Linked DNA regions of Homo sapiens: all the other regions are linked to region 1. The links are chromatin contacts, found by Hi-C or POLR2A ChIA-PET in ENCODE. All regions are on one chromosome and are shown on one strand. Each heading gives the region's core, a stretch centred on a gene start or an enhancer-like site at or near the end of the contact. The rest is flanking DNA. Distances are from core to core; before and after follow the strand shown.

The links. A loop is a pair of places that touch in the nucleus more often than their neighbours do. ChIA-PET counts read pairs that join two places held with the same protein, here RNA polymerase II (POLR2A). Pooled maps may share reads with other maps.
Region 2: a loop to region 1 is called in a map of heart right ventricle, with 2.6 times the contacts of the local background. The contact joins two enhancer-like sites. A Hi-C loop is called at or near these places in 18 of 168 maps with a recorded cell type or tissue (B cell, CD14-positive monocyte, CD8-positive, alpha-beta T cell and 7 more) and 18 of 50 pooled maps. POLR2A ChIA-PET finds 5 or more read pairs at or near these places in 10 of 52 experiments (Caco-2, HEK293, activated B cell and 7 more).
Region 3: a map with no recorded cell type shows a loop between it and region 1 (2.9-fold over the local background). The contact joins two enhancer-like sites. A Hi-C loop is called at or near these places in 10 of 168 maps with a recorded cell type or tissue (GM11168, endothelial cell of umbilical vein, heart left ventricle and 2 more), 2 of 37 single-sample maps with no recorded cell type and 10 of 50 pooled maps. POLR2A ChIA-PET finds 5 or more read pairs at or near these places in 16 of 52 experiments (AG04450, B cell, Caco-2 and 13 more).

Annotation. Positions count from the first base shown.
Region 1 is chr19:16,246,456-16,250,566 of GRCh38, reverse strand. No RefSeq gene overlaps it. Among named protein-coding and RNA genes, the nearest start is that of AP1M1, 51 kb to the right of the region's middle. Within about 2 kb of position 2,811, at least 2 of the 41 ENCODE cell types and tissues checked have a DNase peak (open chromatin) inside an H3K27ac peak, as active enhancers do; they include heart right ventricle, where a contact is called at or near this core.
Region 2 is chr19:16,282,256-16,286,610 of GRCh38, reverse strand. It overlaps KLF2-DT (KLF2 divergent transcript), which reads left to right. Exons shown (of 2, transcript NR_186323.1): 2 at 2,890-3,252. Among named protein-coding and RNA genes, the nearest start is that of KLF2-DT, 40 kb to the left of the region's middle. Within about 2 kb of position 2,655, at least 33 of the 41 ENCODE cell types and tissues checked have a DNase peak (open chromatin) inside an H3K27ac peak, as active enhancers do; they include heart right ventricle, where a contact is called at or near this core.
Region 3 is chr19:16,299,786-16,303,880 of GRCh38, reverse strand. All of the region lies in intron 1 of KLF2-DT (KLF2 divergent transcript), which reads left to right. Among named protein-coding and RNA genes, the nearest start is that of KLF2-DT, 23 kb to the left of the region's middle. RefSeq lists a silencer at 1,376-1,445 and an enhancer at 1,646-1,705. Within about 2 kb of position 1,485, at least 6 of the 41 ENCODE cell types and tissues checked have a DNase peak (open chromatin) inside an H3K27ac peak, as active enhancers do.

The DNA of each region.
Region 1 (4,111 bases), core at 1,562-4,061:
ACTTTAAGTATACAAAATATCAGTAGCATTCAAAGCATGGATGATGGGGACATAACACAGGTGCAGATACTGCCCTGAGGCTGGGCGGGCTGGGGTCGCTTTGGAAGGGGACTATGGTCAGCCAGGGTCGAGCAGGCTCTGGTGGGAGGGACGGGTTGATGCAGAGGAAAGCGCTCAGAGAAAAGAACTTGCCAGAAATTTCTAGGCACTATATTCCCAGTTTGGCCAGGGGCCTTATAAAACACACACACACACACACACACACACACACACATACACACACACACACACACATACTCACACACACACGGTGAAATTGTGAAATTCCTCAGAAAGTTAAGCCTAACATTACCATATGATCCAGGGAGTCTATTCCTGGGTATATACCGGGAATAATTGAAAGCAGGTGTTTAAACAGACACTTGTGTGTGAAAGTTCATAACATGGCTCATGATGTCTGAAAGGTGGTAACAGCCTTCATTTTTGTTGGCAGATGAACTGATACACAGAATGTGAGTTATCCATGCAGTGGGATATTATGCACCCGTAAAAAGGAATGCAGCGCTGATCCATGCCGTGACAAGGGTGAACCTCAAAAACCTGATGTTGGCCGGGCATGGTGGCTCACACCTGTAATCCCAGCAGTTTGGGAGGCTGAGGCGGGCGGATCAGTTGAGGTCAGGAGTTCAAGACCAGCCTGGCCAATGTGGTGAAACCCCTTCTCTACTAAATATACGAAAAATTAGTCGGGTGTGGTGGCGGGAGCCTGTAATCCCAGCTACCTGGGAGGCTGAGGCAGGAGAATCGCTTGAACCCGGGAGGCAGAGGTTGCAGTGAGCTGAGATCGTGCCACTGCTCTCCAGCCTGGGCGACAGAGCGAGACTCCGTCTCAAAAAACAAACAAACAAACAAATAAATCCCCACAATGCTGAGTGAGAGAAGCCAGACACAAAAGGCCACGTAGTGTGAGATTCCATTGATATGAAATGCCTAGAACAGGCAAATCCATAGAGACATAAGGTAGATTGGTGTTACCTGGGGCTGGGGAAGAGGAATGAGGAGTGATTGCTGATGGGGACGGGGTTTCCTTTTGGGGTGATGGAAATGTTCTGGAATCAGACAGAGGTTGCACGACATTGCAAATGTCCTAAATGCCACTGAATTGTTCACTTTCAAATGGTTAACTGTAGCCGGGCACGGTGGCTCACACCTGTAAGCCCAGCACTTTGGGAGGCCGAGGCGGGAGGATCGCTTGAACCCAAGAGTTCAAGACCAGCCCTGGCAACCTAGTGACACCCTGTCTCTACCCAAAACTACAAAAATTAGCCAGGCATGGTGGCATGCGCCTGTTGTCCCAGCTACTCAGAGGTGGGAGGATCGCTTGAGCCCAGGAGGCCGAGGCTGCAGTGAGCTGTGATCGCACCACTGCACTCCAGCCTGGGTGACACAGTGAGACCCTGTCTCAAATAAAAAATAAAATAAAATAAAATGGTTAACCATGTGTTATGTGAATTTCACCTCAATTTCAATAAACAACAGCGCACTGGCCATATCAGGGTCTTTGTGTCATGTAAAAGAACCTCAGTGCTTAGAAAGAGCATCTGAGCAGTTCTTAATTGGTTGACAAGTGATCTTTTTCTTCTTTTAGAGACTCTTCTAACAAAATGGCATGAAGAGGCCCCCAGTGGACAGAGAAACAGGCCCAGAGAGGGCAAGGAGCCTGTTCAAGGTCACACAGCACGGGGAGCCAGGTTTGTGGGGCACAGCTTTGAACACGGGGCTTCCCTACCCACTCCAGGGGCAGGCCACTGGGCGTTTCCTCTTGTGGGGGGTAGTCTGAGTTTGTAGCCCCTGGATGAAGCTGGGTGGGCTCAGACTCAGTTCTCCATCTATTGAATAGGGAACTGGTGGGAAGTGGGTGAGGGGCACCCGCCTGCTGTCGTCCACACTGAGTCCCCAAGCCCCAGCACAGATGGCAGCTGGGGAGGATTCGTTGGGCAGCAATGGTGTGGCAGGACCTGCCGGGTTCTGGTGTACAGAGTCCAGCTCCAGCCTGTCTCTGAGCCTCAGTTTCCCCATGTGTGCAATGGGAGCTGCTGAACCCAGGCAGGGATTGGGCTGCCTGTGTGAGCTGAGGCTCCTCATGGACAGCAGGGTCAGTCTGAGCCTGGCTGCCCTGACTTGGTCCTCCCAGCCAGGCCAGGGACCCCAGCGTCCCCACCCACCCTCCATCTGTAGCTTCCCTGTCAATGTCCTGTGAGGAGGGGGAAGGAGTGTTTGACATTTCTGTGGCTTTTTTTTTTTGAGATAGAGTCTCACTCTGTTGCCCAGGCTGGAGTGCAGTGGCATGGTCTCGGCTCACTGTAACCTCTGCCTCCTGGGTTCAAGCGATTCTCCTGTCTCAGCTTCCTGAGTAGCTGGGATTACAGGCACCCACCACCATGCCCAGCTTTTTTTTTTTTTTTTTTTTTGACATTTTTAGTAAAGACAGGGTTTCACCATGTTGGCCAGGCTGGTCTTGAACTCCTGACCTCAAGTGATAAAGTGCTGGGATTACAGGCATGAGCCACCGCGCCCGTCCCCTGTGGCCTTTCTGAGCCTCAGTTTCCTCATCTTCACCATCAGGCTGCAGGGAGGACCCTCAGGAAGGATAGCAGTGGTGTTGGGGTCGCTGTGTTCAGAGAGGGCTGGAGTCTCCCTCTTCCCAGGCCTGTCCCGCACACCTCTCTCTGTGGCCTGGCCGGGTGGGTCTCCAAGCCGTGGTTTCTGACCCGTGGATGCCCCCTGGTGGTCACGGCTGGCAGAGCCTTGCATCCCCAGATCCCAGTCCCAGAGCAGTACTGCTCTGGACCCTAGAGACACAGCAGTGACAAATCAGATGGGGCGGGGGTGTCCTTGTGGAACTTCTAGGCAGACCAGGGGTGTGCCAGCAAAAGTGGAACAAATCACAGCTGCATGTTTCGACAAGCTGGAGTGGCTGGAGGGGAGGGGACACTTGAGTTGAGCAATGAATTTCAAGGAGGCAGCGGAGGCAAGGGTGCACCAGACAGAAGGCACTGGCAACTGCAAAGGTTCTGAGGTGAGAACAAGCTTGGGGCAAAGAGGCGCGAGTGGCAGGTGAAGAGGGAGGAAAGGCGAGAGTGGAAGCCAGAGGAGGACCAGCTGGACCCGGAGGACAAGGGAGCGGGGACTTTACTCTGAGGGCACTGGAGAGCCATGGGAGGATTTTGAGCAGGGGAGGGGAATGACCTGAATTACAATCTTTATTAAAAGATGGTCTTAGGCCATCACAGACATGCTGATGATGGCTCTATCTTTTATTATTTGGCCATAAATAATACATCATTTTGTTTCATGTAATTTTAAACTTTGCACACATAATGGGGACAACGTCCTTCAGCAAGTCACTCTTTTCCTTAGCATCATTTATTATTATTATTATTTTATCGTGTCTTGGCCTTTTGGCTAAGATCAAGTGTAGTTTTTTTTTTTTGAGACAGAGTCACTCTGTTGCCCAGGCTGGAGTGCAGTGGCGTGATCTCGGCTCACTGCAACCTCCGCCTCCCAGGTTCAAGCGATTCTCCTGCCTTAGCCTCCCGAGTAGCTGGGATTACACGTGCCTGCCACCATGCCCAACTAATTTTTTGTATTTTTAGTAGAGACGGGGTTTCATCATGTTGGCCACGCTGGTCTCAAACTCCTGACCTCAGGTGATCCAGCTGCCTCAGCCTCCCAAAGTGTTGGGATTACCGGCGTGAGCCACCTACACCCAGCCCCTAGCATTGTTCATACTGTTCTAGCTATTGTTTTTTTTTTTTGATAGGGTTTTATTCTAAATATTCTTTTATTTGGGGGTCCACTAGCCTGTATCGTGTTTTGTGAATTAGAAAAAGAAACCCCTTTCTCGCTATGTGGCTGGAACTCTAGGCCAGGGATCACAGCTTGGTGAGCAGAAGCTCTCTACCCTTGGGAAGTGAATACCTCACACAACCCTAGACATGTGTCCTGTTCTAATCGTTTTAATGTCTTTAAATCTATAGTAATGTCTCCCCCAACCCAATTCCAGTAACAGCTATGTGTGCTTTCTTTTCATGTTGATCAATTTCCCTAG
Region 2 (4,355 bases), core at 1,406-3,905, 36 kb before region 1:
CTCCCCGCAGAGACCCTAACCACCGGCCACAGCCCTTGGCCTCTCCAACACCCGCCATCCTCTCTCCCCTCAAGTCCCCCGCTGCTGCTGGCCCATAACAACTCCCCTTTGGCCAGTTAAAAATAGCCCACGTCAGAGCCCATGGAGGACGCTGATGACTCCTGAAAGGGGCTTCGGAGCCAAGGCGGCCTCGATCTGCAGGCCGCAGTCTGGGACGGCGCTAATTGTGGCAACAAGCAGCGTACAAAGGCGCCCTTCAGGGGAGCTGGCACTGCGGGCTCAGATTTCTGGAGAGCAAATATGTCTTTCATTTCCCTGAGCCCCACCGGGGCTCTGCCCTAACGGCAGAAGAACACGCCTCCCTGGAAGGGAACAGGATCTTGTTTTGGGGGGCAGGGAGCCCCAGCGCCCCTGTGAACAGCAGGAAGCCAGCCATCGGCACCTAGGACAGTCCCCAGCATGCCTGGAGCAGCCCCTGGTATAAAGCCAGTCGGGAAGCTTTCTTTCCTGTTCAGTTTGGTGAAAGCCCTTGTGTAAGGTTGGTGCAAACGTAATTGCTTAAAAGTCATGGCAAAAACCGCAATTACGTTTGCACCAACCTATCAAAGTGATGCTCTCTCTTCCTTAGATGTTTAGGGGAAATTTACCAGGGACGCCATCCAGACCTGGAGTTTTCTTTGTAGAAAGGCTTTTGTTTGTTTAGAGACAGGGTTTCACTCTGTCGCCCAGGCTGGAGTGCAGTGGCACAATCATAGCTCACTGCAGCCTTGACCTCCTAGGCTCAAGTAATCCTCCCACCTCAGCCTCCCAAGTAGCTGGGACTGGTTGATGGAATTCCACCTCCTGCGACTTTGGAACAAAAGCCCCCTATGAAGTGAAAGCCACCATTGAAACCCACCATGTCTGGCTAATTTTAAAATGTTTTTGTAGAGATGGGGTCTCACTGTGTTGCCCAGGCTGGTCTCAAACTCCCGAGGTTAAGTGAGTCTCCTACCTCAGTCTCCCAAAGTGCTGAGATTATAGGCACAAGCCACCAAGCCCAGCTAATTTTTATATTTTTTGTAGAGATGGGATCTTGCTATGTTGCCTAGGCTAGTCTTGAACTCCTGGCCTCATGTGATCCTCCTGCCTTGGGCTCTCAAAGTGCTGGGATTACAGGCACCCACCACAATGCCTGGCCTGTAGGAAGTTCTTTTTACAACAATGTTGATTTATCCCATAGACACAGGGATATTCGGGTGATCTATTTCTCCTCCTCCTCCTTCTCCTCCTTCTTCCTCCTCCTCCTCCTCCTTCTTCCTCCTCCTCTTCTTCTTTCTACTTTCTTCTTCCTCTTATTCCTCCTCTTCCTCCCCTTCCCCTTCTCTTTCTTCTTCCTCTTATTCCTCCTCTTCTTCCCCTTCCCCTTCTCTTTCTTCTTCTTTCTTTTCTGTTTTTTTGAGACAGAGTCTCACTCTGTTGTCCAGGCTGGAGTACAATGGCACGATCTCAGCTCACTGCAACCTCCACCTCCGGGGTTCAAGCAATTCTCCTGCCGCAGCCTCCTGAGTAGCTGGGATTACAGTGGCCGCCACCATGGCCAGCTAATTTTTGTTGTTTAGTAAAGACGGGGTTTCACCATGTTGGCCAGCCTGGTCTCAAACTCCTGACCTCAGGTGATCCGCCTGCCTCGGCCTCCCAAAGTGCTGGGATTACAGCACGAGCCATCGCGCCCGGCCGATCTATTTGTTCTTAAGTAAGCTTTGGTAATTTGTGTCTTTCAAGGAATGTGTCCATTTCATCCCTGTCACTGAATATTTTGGCATCGAGATGTTTATAACATGTCCTTGTGATCCTTTTTGTATGTGTTGAATCTGTTGTGGGGTCACCTAGGCTTGGAAGCCTCAAACCCTGGCATTGACCCCAGACACAGGCTTTTGCTCTTCTTGCTGTCTGGGCAGCTGTTCCGATGGCAATGACAACTCTAAAAATCTGCTTGTGGCCAGGCGCAGTGGCTCATGTCTGTAATCCCAGGACTTTGGGAGGCCGAGATGGGGGGATCTCTTGAGCCCAGGAGTTCGAGACCAGCCAGGGCAATATAGTGATACCTTGTCTTAACTGAAATTCAAAAGAAAACTAGCCAGGCGTGGTGGCGTGCATCTGTGGTCCCAGATACTTGGGAGGCTGAGGAGGGAGGATCACTTGAGCCTGGGAGGTTGAGGCTGCAGAGAGCCGTGATCTTGCCACTGCACTCCAGCCTGGGTGACAGAGTGAGACCCTGTCTCAAAACAAAACAAAACAAAACAAAACAAAATCTGCTTATGAAAGGGCAGACATCCATTTCCCAGGTCACACCCTCCTAACTCCCAAAGCTTAACTTCTGTGTTTAGTGCTTACAACAGCATAGGAGCTATTGTTAGTTCCATTCTACAGATGGAGAAACTGAGTCCCAGCGTTAGGTGGCAGAGCCGGGATTTGAACCCTGGCTGCCAGCGCCCCCCAGCCTGGGTGCGCTACATCGTCACTGCCAGGCACAGCCAAAATCACGGCCCAACCTATCTGGGTGGCGGCGGGGGGCAGGGATTCCTCTACCCTGACAGCAGCTTGAGGTTACGTTCTTTGCTGGAGAAAAGCGTTTTGAAACAGAAACGCCCACGGTGTCCCTGACGCTGAGTTGTGGAAGTGAGGCCGACTTGGGGCTCTGAACTTGGCTGGTGTCTTCCCCAGCCAGGGGCCCAGAGGCGGGGGTTTGGCCTTCCCGAGGCCCCAAACCACCTGCTCGGCCCTGCGTCCAGCCGGCCGGCGCCCGAGTGAGCGAACAAGGGGACCCTCCGCTGTCTTTATATACCGGAGTTATTTTTAACCATCGCCTCCCAGAACATTACGGAGCTTCCTCTCTCCAACACGCAGGAAACCCTACTTGGCTGTGCTTCCTGCTAACACGAGGCCCTGCGATTGCTGAGAACAACAGCCCCGAGACTGCGCGGCTCCGGGGGGAAAAAAACCTGGCCCCCTTTCAAGCCTTGACAGAAAACCTTTCAGAGCCCTGAACTCCCACCAGCCCGAGGACGGCTCCGATAGCTCTGACAAATGAGCCGGGACTGTGCCCAGGGCTCCCAGGCTGGGAGGGGACCCCGGCTCCCTTGTTCCTTCCTAAGGTCGGAAAAAAAAGCGCGTGTCCCTTCCTCCACCACAGAGGAACAGAGAAGTGTTTGCATTGGTGGATTTTTAAATACTTGTTTATTTTTATTAAAGTGCAATTCACATGAAATTAACCATTTTTAAAGTAGTGGCATTTTATACATGCAGTGTTGTGCAACCGCCACCTCTACTTAGTTCCAGAATATTTTCATCACCTTAAAGGGATACCCTGTCCCCATTACCAGTCACTTCCCATTTCTCCACCCCCAGTCCCTGGCAAACACCAATCTGTTTTCTGGCCCTATGGATTTGCCTCTGTGGGCATCTCACATAGATAGGATTGTACAATATGTGGCCTTTTATGTCTGGTTTCTTTTACTCTAGGTAATATTTTCTTTTTTTTTTTAATTTCTTTTTTCTTTTCTTTCTTTTTTTTTTTTTTTGAGACAGAGTTTCACTCTTCTTGCCTAGGCTGCAGTGCAATGGCACGATCTCGGCTCACTGCAGCCTTGACCTCTGGGGTTCAAGCGATCCTCCTGCCTCAGCCCTGCACCATGTGCCACCATGCCCAACTAATTTTCCTATTTTTAGTACAGACAGGGTTTCACCATGTTGGCCAGGCTGATCTGGAACTCCTGACCTCAGGTGATCCACCTGCCTCGGCCTCCCAAAGTGCTGGGATTACAGGCATAAGCCACCGCACCCGGCCCAACTTCCAGTTTCTTCTTTCTGCCCACTCCCTCTCCACGTGGCTCATCAAAGTGTGGAGTTTGTTTCATGGTGGTTACAGCACAACCCCTCCCCATCCACCTGTGCATCCACTCATTCGTTCCTTTAAACATTTATTCAATCAATCCTTCCCCATCCCTGGGGCGCCTGGCACTTGGCCTGCTGCTGCCACCTAGACCCCAGGCTCATCGTCGCTAGAGCAACCCCACCTCCCTTCCTGGAGCAGGTGCGTCCTCACCCAGATTTGCCTTATTAGCAAATCCCCTGTGATTCTGGGTTCCACCCGGCCCTCGGTCTGGGTCTCACACACTTTTGGTCCAAGTGCCAACCTGTTTGGGTTGCTCTGTGATTAGCAGATGATGACCCCAAGGTCCCATCTAGCCCACCACCTGTGTTTCGGCTTTCAAGCTCGGAATGTTTTATTTATCTTTTAAAACTGTGATAAAATATACATAACAGACAGGGCACAGTGGCTCACACCTGCAATTCCAGCACTTTGGGAGGCT
Region 3 (4,095 bases), core at 236-2,735, 55 kb before region 1:
CTCCTATCTTCTCCCCAGTTTCCCAATGTGGACACTTTACAGCCTCAAACAAGCATGCATCTGCCTGCATGTGTTTCTCTAACTTGCCGCCTGAAGACTGTCAACTGACCTATTTTAAAATTATTTAGGCCAGGCGCGGTGGCTCACACCTGTAATACCAGCACTTTGGGAGCTCTAGGCAGGCAGATCACCTGAGGTCAGGAGTTCGAGACCAGCCTGGCCAACATGGCGAAACCCCGTCTCTACTAAAAATACAAAAATTAGCTGGGCGTGGTGGTGCGCGCCTGTAATCCCAGCTACTCAGGAGGCTGAGGCAGGAGAATCACTTGAACCAGGGAGGCGGAGGTTGCAGTGAGCCAAGACTGTGCCACTGCACTCCAGCCTGGGGGACAGAGCCAGACTGTCTCAAAAAAAAAAAAAAAAAAGGTGGTAGGGGGTAAGCCGGCATGAGATGAGAAATGGACTCTTCAGGGGCTGGTAAGCAGGATTTCCCAACTTCAGCACTTGAGGCCGGATTATCTGTGTGGCAGAGGCCATCCCGTGCATTGTAGCATCCCTGGCCTGCACCCACCAGATACTATTAGGTTGGTGCAAAAGTCATTGCCGTTCTTGCCATTATTATTATTATTATTTTTTGAGATGGAATCTTATGCCGTCGCCCAGGCTGGAGTGCAGTGCTGCAGTCTCGGCTCACTGCAACCTCCGCCTCCTGGGTTCAAGCGATTCTCCTGCCTCAGCCTCCCCAGTGGCTGGGATGACAGGTGCGCGGCATCATGCTTGGCTGATTTTCGTACTTTTTTTTTTTTTTTTTGAGATGGTGTCTCGCTCTGTTGCCCAGGCTGGAGTGCAGTGGCGTGATCTCCGCTCACTGCAAGCTCCGCCCCCTGGGTTCATGCCATTCTCCTGCCTCAGCCTCCGGAGTAGCTGGGACTATAGGCGCCCGCCACCACACCTGGCTAATTTTTTTTGTATTTTTAGTAGAGACGGGGTTTCACAGTGTTCGCCAGGATGGTCTCGATCTCCTGACCTCGTGATCGACCTGCCTCAGCTTCCCAAAGTGCTGGGATTACAGGCGTGAGCCACCGCGCCCGGCCATGATTTTTGTATTTTTAGTAGGGACAGGGTTTCACCATACTGGCCAGGCTGGTCTAGAACTCCTGACCTCAGGTGATCCACCCGCCTCGGCCTCCCAAAGTGCTGGGTTACAGGCGTGAGCTACCGCGCCTGGCCCTTGCCATTACTTTTTTTTTAATGGCAAAACCCACAATTAATAGCATTCCCCCGACGCGCCTCCCCGAGTCGTGAGGACCAAAAATGTCTCTAGACGTTGCCAAGCTTTCTCAGGTGTGAACCTGTGTCTAACCATAAGAGGCCAGGCTGCACTTCAGAGCTGTGATTTGCATTTCTAGGAAACCCTGGGGGCTGTACTGGGTGTTCGACACCCTCCCCGACCCCAGCCCTGGGATGGAAACCTCTCTCCGTGTCACTGGTTCTGCATGGGGTATGTTGGACATTTGCAATTTGATAAGTAAAGTCCCAGCTCCCCTGACCCAGAGAAGTCTGTCCCTGAGTGATCTGCGCTGCATACCCAAAATAATGACTGATGACCCACAGAAGGCCTGGCACATGCGGTGTTCAGAACAAGAGAAAAGACAGGAACAGTGGGCAAATGCAGCCTGACTCATGCCGGCCGGCCGTGCAAGGAGTGCCAAGGCCTGACTCACAGCCCACGATGTCACACTTGCACCTGTGTCCCAGCAAGGGCGCCCCGTAAGAAAATATTGGCTAAACCCCTAGCAATCAAGCGGGGACGGCCCCGTGCCTGCACAAGCCTGTGGCGAGAAGGGGCATGGGGCCCACGACAGCCTTGTACACTTGGTGAACCCTGGGCTGTTTGCAGGAGGAAGGCTGACTCAGCCGAGGAGTGTGGAGACCCCCGGAGACCCCTGGGGAAGGGGAGTTTCAGAGGCTTCCCATTGTTGTTGTTTTTTTTTTTTTTTTTTTTTTTGAGGCAGAGTCTTCTTGGTCTGTCGCCCAGGCTGGAGTATAGTGGCACCATCTCGGCTTACTGCAACCTCTGCCTCCCGGGTTCAAGGGATTCTCTTGTCTCAGCCTCCTGAGTAGCTGGGATTACAGCATAGGCCACCATGCCTGGCTAATTTTTATATTTTTAGTAGAGATGGAGTTTCACCATGTTGGCCAGGTTGGTCTCGAACTCCTGACTTCAGGTGATCCACCCGCCTCGGCCTCCCAAAGTGCTGGGCTTAGAGGTGTTGTGAGCCACTGAGCCTGGCTTTATTTTTTTATTTTTTGAGATGGAGTTTCATTCTTGTTGCCCAGGCTGGAGTGCAGTGGTGCGATCTCGGCTCACTGCAACCTCCGCCTCCTGGGTTCAAGCGATTCTCCTGCCTCAGCCTCCCGAGTAGCTGGGAGTGCCTGCCACCACATCCAGCTAATTTTTTTGTATTTTTAGTGGAGACAGGGTTTCACTATGTTGGCCAGGCTGATTTCTAACTCCTGACCTCAGGCGATCCGCTCGCCTCAGCCTCGCAAAGTGCTGGGATTACAGGCGTGAGCGGCCGTGCTCAGCCGTTTTTTTTGTTGTTGTTGTTGTTTTTTTTTTTTAAGACGGAGTCTCCTCTCTCTCTGTTGCCCAGGCTGAAGGGCAATGGCGTGATCTGGTTCAATGCAACGTCGGCCTCCTAGGCTCAAGCGATCCTCCCACCTCAGCCTCCCGAGTAGTTGGGAATACATTTGTGCACCACCACACCTGGCCAATTTTATTGGTATTTTTTGTAGAGATGGGGTTTTGGGATTACAGGCTAAAGCCCAGGAGTTTGAGACTAGTTGTCCAAATAACTAGTACCCAGCCTGTATGCATTGATTTTTGTTTTAAACAACAACAAAAAAATTAAGGTGAGCTGGGCTCAGTGGCTCGCGCCTGTTATCCCAGTATTTTGGGAGAGGGAGGCAGGGGAATCACTTGAAGACCAGGAGTTTGGGACCAGCCTGGGCAACATAGAGTGCCCTCTGCCCACCCCACCAAAAAATAAAAATAAATTAGCTAGGTGTGGTTGCTCACGCCTGTAGTCCCAGCTACTTGGGGGGCTGAGGCGGGAGATCCAGGCTGCAGTGAGCTGTGATGCCACTGTGTACACCCCCTGTGATGGCACGTGTAATATACAAAGGGGGACAGGATGATCACACCTCCAATGTCACTGGGGTGTGTACACGCCCCTGTAATAATATACAGGGTGGGACAGGATGATAGTATCCCCAATATCGCAGGGGGCGTGTACACCCCCTGTAATACCAGTCATAATATACAGGGCATGACAGGATGATAGTACCCCCAATATCGCAGGGGGCGTGTACACCCCCTGTAATAGCAGTCATAATATACAGGGCGTGACAGGATGATGGTACCCCCAATATCGCAGAGGGCGTGTACACCCCCCTGTAATACCAGTCATAATATACAGGGGGGACAGGATGATAGTATCCCCAATATCGCGGGGGGCGTGTACACCCCCCTGTAATACCAGTCATAATATAGATGGGGGGACAGGATGATAGTACTTCCAATATCGCAGGGGGCGTGTACACCCCCCTGTAATACCAGTCATACGGGGGGGACAGGATGATAGTACCCCCAATATCGCAGGGGGCGTGTACACCCCCCATAATACCAGTCATAATATACAGGGGGGGACAGGATGATAGTACCCCCAATATCGCAGGGGGCATGTACACCCCTCTGTGATACTGGTCATAATATCCAGGGGAGGACAGGATGATAGTATTCCCAATATTGTAGGGGGTGTGTACACCCTCAAGTGATATTGTGCGTCATATCAAAGGGGGGACAGAATGATGGTACCCCCAATGTTACAGGGAGTGTGTACACCCCCCTGTGATATCACACATAATATTAATAATTAGCAACCACACCTAGCTAATTTATTTTTATTTTTTGGTGGGGAGGGCAGAGGGCACTCCATGTTGCCCTGGTTGGTCCTGAACTCCTGGACTTCAAGTGATTCCCTTGCCTCCACCTCTCAAAATACTGGGATTACAGGTGTGAGCCACTGAGCC